Linked DNA regions of Homo sapiens: region 2 is linked to region 1. The links are chromatin loops, found by intact Hi-C in ENCODE. Cell type or tissue: CD4-positive, alpha-beta T cell. All regions are shown on one strand. Links, peaks and the distances in the headings refer to the core of each region. The heading gives the core; the rest is flanking DNA. Region 1 overlaps KLF12 (KLF transcription factor 12). Region 2 overlaps KLF12 (KLF transcription factor 12).

The links. A loop is a pair of places that touch in the nucleus more often than their neighbours do. Peaks named below come from ENCODE experiments on the same cell type or tissue, not always from the same donor. Only the 100,000 strongest peaks of a DNase experiment are listed, where the experiment ranks them.
Region 2: a loop joins it to region 1, with 2.4 times the contacts of the local background. A loop is called at or near these places in 1 of 110 quality-filtered maps.

What each region holds. Positions count from the first base shown.
Region 1 is chr13:73,983,790-73,986,709 of GRCh38, forward strand. The region is part of intron 2 of KLF12 (KLF transcription factor 12); the gene reads right to left. Among named protein-coding and RNA genes, the nearest start is that of KLF12, 150 kb to the right of the region's middle. In CD4-positive, alpha-beta T cell, for the core only: no CTCF peak of the experiment used is centred there; a DNase peak (open chromatin) is centred at 1,332; H3K4me3 peaks cover 1,022 bases; H3K27ac peaks cover 2,043 bases.
Region 2 is chr13:73,847,843-73,850,762 of GRCh38, forward strand. All of the region lies in intron 3 of KLF12 (KLF transcription factor 12), which reads right to left. Among named protein-coding and RNA genes, the nearest start is that of LINC00393, 190 kb to the left of the region's middle. In CD4-positive, alpha-beta T cell, for the core only: CTCF peaks have their summits at 1,710 and 1,916; a DNase peak (open chromatin) is centred at 1,619.

The DNA of each region.
Region 1 (2,920 bases), core at 180-2,679:
GAGCAGAGTGGCCTCAACCACAACAGACAGCAGTAACTGAGTCAAGTACCATATGAAAAAGCAAGAAGAGGCCACAAATAATCTTGCAGGTTCTCAGAGTCGTGCAGAATTCATAAGCAGTGAATCCAGGCAGGTGGTATTCTAGGGCAGATGAGCCTTCCTCATGTGGAGACGTCCATTCATGTGACAGCACTGTCCTCTCCACTACAAGGGTGGGTCCCAGGAGCAGTGCTTCAGACAGAAATGGGAAAATCAAGGAAAGAACAGGAACCAACAGAGGTCTATAATCCTCTATAAGATCCTCGGGTGGGGAGGACAGCAAGCAGGTAGAGCTGCAAGTGAAATGGCAGAGAAGAGGCAAGGAAAGACTTGGTGGTGGATTTGAACTATCTCAACTACATGTCTACATTTTCAGAACTGTCTTCCCTGCAGCATGCCATCATTTTTGGGTTATAAGAGCCACCCTGGCGGGACTCGGGGCAGTAGTGAAGCACCTGCCGCATGCATCTCACACTGGGAAGGTGCAGCTCACACACACTGTCGCCTATGTGCCTGCTCTCCTCGCTGGCACAGGGAAGCGGCTGGTCCACGGGATTGCCTTCATCTGCTTATTTTATTCATAGGCCATGACGCGTCTTGCTCAGGGAAGGGTGCCAGCTTCTCCCACAGTTCCCTGGCCTCTCTGAAGTTAGAGGCTTATGATCAGTGAGGGTCTATGTGGACTGGCATGTGCCCTTGTACATCCAGTGTGGCCTTCCTCTCCTGCGCTCCACTCTCATCCTTCCTTCCCGACTGCTAGCCCTGGTGATTTCAGCTCTGGCGCCAAATATATAGAAGCAACAGCCATATATAATGTGCTTAACTAGTTCCTACCATCATAGGAGGTCAAGTCCTTTTAAGTCCCATATTCGGCACCTTTCCCCTCATTCTGTTTCTCTTTTCACACCCCAACTGATACAGAATTTGGCACCAGAACTAGTTCCAGAAAAACAAAACGTTACGGATTCCTCCAGTTTGAAGATGAACTGTAGCTGATGCTGTTTTCCAGAAATGTTCACTACAGTATCTCCAGTCACATGTGCTCTTCCAGAATGTTTCCACTCTCCCATCAAGGGGTGGGGGATATGTCCCCTCCTTTTGAATTAATGAGCCTGTCTTTATAATCACCTGGATGAACAGAATATGGGGGAAATCACATGGCATCACTTCCAAGGGTGACACAGCTTCTGCCTGGTGTTATCCCCCCACCCACCTTCCCCAGTGCGCAGCTTTACTGTTAAGGAAGCCTTGGCCACATGAAGGCGTTGCAGCCAACAGACTGGCTGAGAGCCAGCACTAACTGGAAAACATGTCGACGAGAGTCTTCATGATTGCAGTCATCCGCCTTTGAACCTCAGCAGCCACTGAGCAGAGCAAGGAGAAGCCGACTCCACCAAGTCCTACCCAAGTAGCCACTTCAAGAGCAAAACACATACTGCTTTTGCTTTAAGCCACTAACCTGGGATGCTCTGTTTTGCAGCAATGGATGATGAAATCGTGGTTGTCACAAGGTGCCCAGATTCCAACTCTCAGTTAAAAAGGACACTCAACTCTCAGTTAAAAAGGAACACCTACCCTTCAATTTGAGTGCACATGATTGAAAACAGGGAAAGGGATTACTCACGGCAGAAGGGTGCAAGGCCGACAACCAGTGATTATCACAGTGTGCAACATTAGAAGGAGGCTTTAAACCAGGCTCAGGGTCCCAAACCCCAGACTCTGTGTAACTACCATCCCCTTTTTACTTACAGTCCTGGCTCTAACGACTCTCCATGTGTTTGCTCTCAATCTTCCAGCTTCTCATTGTCAAGCGGCCTTTCATTTTCCCCTAGATGCCAGCTATTAGCACTCTAAATTAAAGGAGTCATCCCTGAGATGTGAAGCTATTAAAACTGCAAAAGGCCCCTCTCACAGATTTTGCTCCCCTTAGACTCTCTGCTGTGTGAAGACGGATGAAAAGAAAAAGCTATACAGAACTTTTCCTCACTTTGATAACAAAAACAATCAAAAAAATTCCCCCAGAAAAAGTTCTTTGAAATCTAAAGGATCTCACTACCCTGAAAGAGGCAACAGCCCTAGCCTATCTGTTAATTTCAATAGATAGCTGCTGGCTAGGTATTAACTAAACTTTAAATACAGCTCCGGAGCCACAGCTGCAAGAGATACAGGATGTCTTAGTAAGTGTATGGGTTGTAAGTAAGTGCATGCTATCACCTCAAGAGCTTTTAACGAGATAACCAAACATGTTTCCTGAAACTAGATTTCAGTTTTATCAGATACGCTACAAATAACAACATTCAAAAACAAAGGAAAATTTGTTAGGCCAAAAGGTCTGATGAATTCTAAAAGTAGTTCATCTAGCTTTGAAGGCACATAAAACCATAGTATCACCATGTGAAACTGTGGTAAACAATCTACTGTTTGCAAAAAATTAGATATTTATTAGATTTTTTATAATGGGAAATTTTAATATTATCACTTGCTTCATTTAGCTGCAAAAGTGATTTGAATGGACTTTTTTCTTCCAATCACAAGAAGGAAGAAAATTATATTTTGATTGACATAAATCATAATTTGCTTGACTATTAATGGAATTAGCAAAATGAGAATTCTTTCAAAATTCCCAACCACATGTTTATGACAAAGGTAACATGTACCTGCAATCACAGTCACTTACGTTTTTGAAAACCTGTGGCTGGCAGAGTAATGGCCCCCTAAAGATGTCCATGTCCTAATCCCTGAAATCTGTTAGGTTACATGGCAAAGGGGAATGAAAGTCACAGATGGAATTAAAGTTGCTAATCACCTGACCTTAAAATAAGGAGATCATCCTGGATTATCTAGGATAGGCCAAAGTAATCACAATAGTCCTTAAATGTGA
Region 2 (2,920 bases), core at 218-2,717, 140 kb before region 1:
TAAATTGAACTGCTTTGATAAAAGCTATTAGCATTATCTACTCTTGTAACTAGAACAGTATTTCAATTTCAGCATTATCATTTTATTTCTTTGTAGAATAATGCAAAATGTTTCTTATTACTATATTATACCCACATAGAAATTCTTTGCTTAGGTTGCTTTCATAAAAGACATCAACTAGTTTGTCATTAAAAGATAAAACATATCAGTAAGCACATATTATTAAACACCACTAGTTTGACTTTAAATATAGTCTAGGTAAGTTTTTCTCCTTTTACCGTATCAACATATCAAAAATTCTTATTTTAGAGAGAGTGATTACTTCCACCACAAATTTTTCTCCTCCTGTCTACTTAGACACAAGATTCCTACATACATTTACAAATCAAGGAGTAAAGAGTACATCACTGCAGAAATGTTCTATAATGTAAATGAAAGTTGACTGGGTAGACAGACAATACAGGAGGGGGAGCTGATAAATGCGGACCTTATCTGTAAGGAGATTGCTTGTGAGGCACCAAGTTTTACTGAGCTTTGCAGACTGCTTAGTCTTCTCTAAATTATCTTTGTTTATCACACAAGTCTACCTCTTGTGGGTATCTTCTTAATCTCTTACTGAGGAAAATATTTACCTCTTAAGAAGTTTCATAACAACATCTTGTTGCTATGAACAACAGGGTTATACCTCATAAATAATATTAGCTATATATTATATATAATATATATAACATATATATAGCATATTATATATAATACATATAGCATATATAATATATAGCTATATATTTTAGCTAATGCATATTAGCTTTCATTAGAAACTTGTGAAGCCAAATATTAAGAGCCCCTAGGTACTTTGAGACACTTAAGAATTACATGGCTTTTGCATGAGCTCAAACCAGAATATAGAAAAGGCTCACAAAAATAAGGAAGAATAAACCAAACTTTGGGACCAAAGAAATCTTATTGAGAACCTTCTACAAATTACACATGAATTTGTAAAATCACAGAGACAGACGCTGGTCCTTTTTCATATGTGGCAGCTGAAATGCAGCTAGCACACTCAAAAATAATGCTTCATCAGTATAAACAGGACAAAATCCTTCTTGTACCATTCATCTGTTTACAGCGTTGACACAGCAGCATATCCTGACAGCCGACACTAATCTCTTATGCAATGATTATGGTGCAGGTAAAGTCATCCATAATTGCAGCTTCAGATTACACAGACATATCTGTAAAGCCAGAAGTACTGCAAAAATATGGTCTCAAAACAGCTATGGCACATACTTGTGTTCCTCCTTTTAGGGAAGAAAAACGACCCAAAAGTCTTACTCCTGAAATCATCATTAGAAATTCATTTCTTTACTTTTAGGAAATGGAAAATCAAAAGCATTGGTTTTGTGGTGCACACCTGTAATCCGAGCTACTCAGGAAGGTGAGGCAGAAGAATCGCTTGAACCCAGGAGGTGGAGGCTGCAGTGAGCCAAGATCATGCCACTGCTCTCCAGCTTGGGCAACAGAGGGAGACTCCATAAAAAAAAAAAAAAAAAAAAAAAAAGCATTGGTTCTGAGATTTGCATCTGTAAATGTGTGGTTGTGCTGACAGGAAGGGAGCACTACAAATGGCCACAAGGGGGAACGAAGGCTGAGGAGATACAAAGGAAAGAATCCCAAGTAAGAAATACTTAGAATAGTGAAAATTAAATGAAAGGATTACAAGTATTAGAGAAAGCGAGAGGAGATACGGGGTATGCCACTCAGGAACCAGCCTCAAAGGGGATAAGAACACTGAAAAGAGGAGAAACAACAAAGAAAGGTCGTAAGTTTTAAGCACAAGGAAGAGACACTTCTGCAAAAAGGACAAAGAATTCCATACTAACATTTTGCCCTTGTTTAGTAACTCCTCAATTCTTGATTCATTAATGAATTCTCATGGCAGTGTCAACTAAGTGGGGTTTTTTTGTTTGTTTTTAAATAAAAGCCCATCATGATCTTTGCCTGGGAGTGGTGACTATAGCTGAATTTTTGCTGTTGATGTCCCTGGTATGAAAGATAGAAGACTTACTGTATTCATATTCATGCTAAAACCCTCCTTCTAACAACATGAAGATTGTATAAGAACACTGGATTTTTGTCAAAGAGGAGAGTAATTTCATTTTCCAAAAGATTATATAATATTCCTTGAAAAGGTACACTGTAAAACTTAAATTTTTATAATACATATTAAATAATTGCACAAATACACACAAAAGGCCAGAAAAGTAAATGGAACAATATACTTCATTAAAAACAATGTGTGTGAAAACCTAAAGATAAACATAAGGATTATGCTGTCACATTGTCTTTTCTCCAAAAGTCTCAAAGCCAGTTTTACTCACATTAACCCACTTGATAAAATATTACATATAACATTCCAGTGAACATGTTTTTTTTGAGTGATCTGGAAATTACATTTGAGGTTTTCTAATCAGATAACTTTTTTTTCCTGAATAAACATCTTAAAATGTAATTTCAGCTTTAGGCATTTTGTTGAATGAATGTCAAATGAATCTAAAACCTCCTACTTGTTAGTTCCCAGAGTACTAGATGTGTTTCCTACAGTTATCTATTGCTATCAACTGAATTTTATTACAGTCTGTCTGTGAACAAAACAATTTTAAATGATGGTCGTATATTTTAATCACCTGGAATTTAAAAAGAAAGAAAAATATGTCCGGATACTACTCTATCTTTGGAAACCCCTCCAGGGATTTTTCTGTGTAGTCAGAGCTGAGGAGCAATGCATAATATTCTACTAAATGTCGTTCAAGATTCACATGCTCTTTCCTCTTTAGTAACACCAGCAATGTTTAGAGATGGGGCTGACATACATGGGCATTCACACGTACACACAAGATGGTCCCAGCTATCTATCTATCCT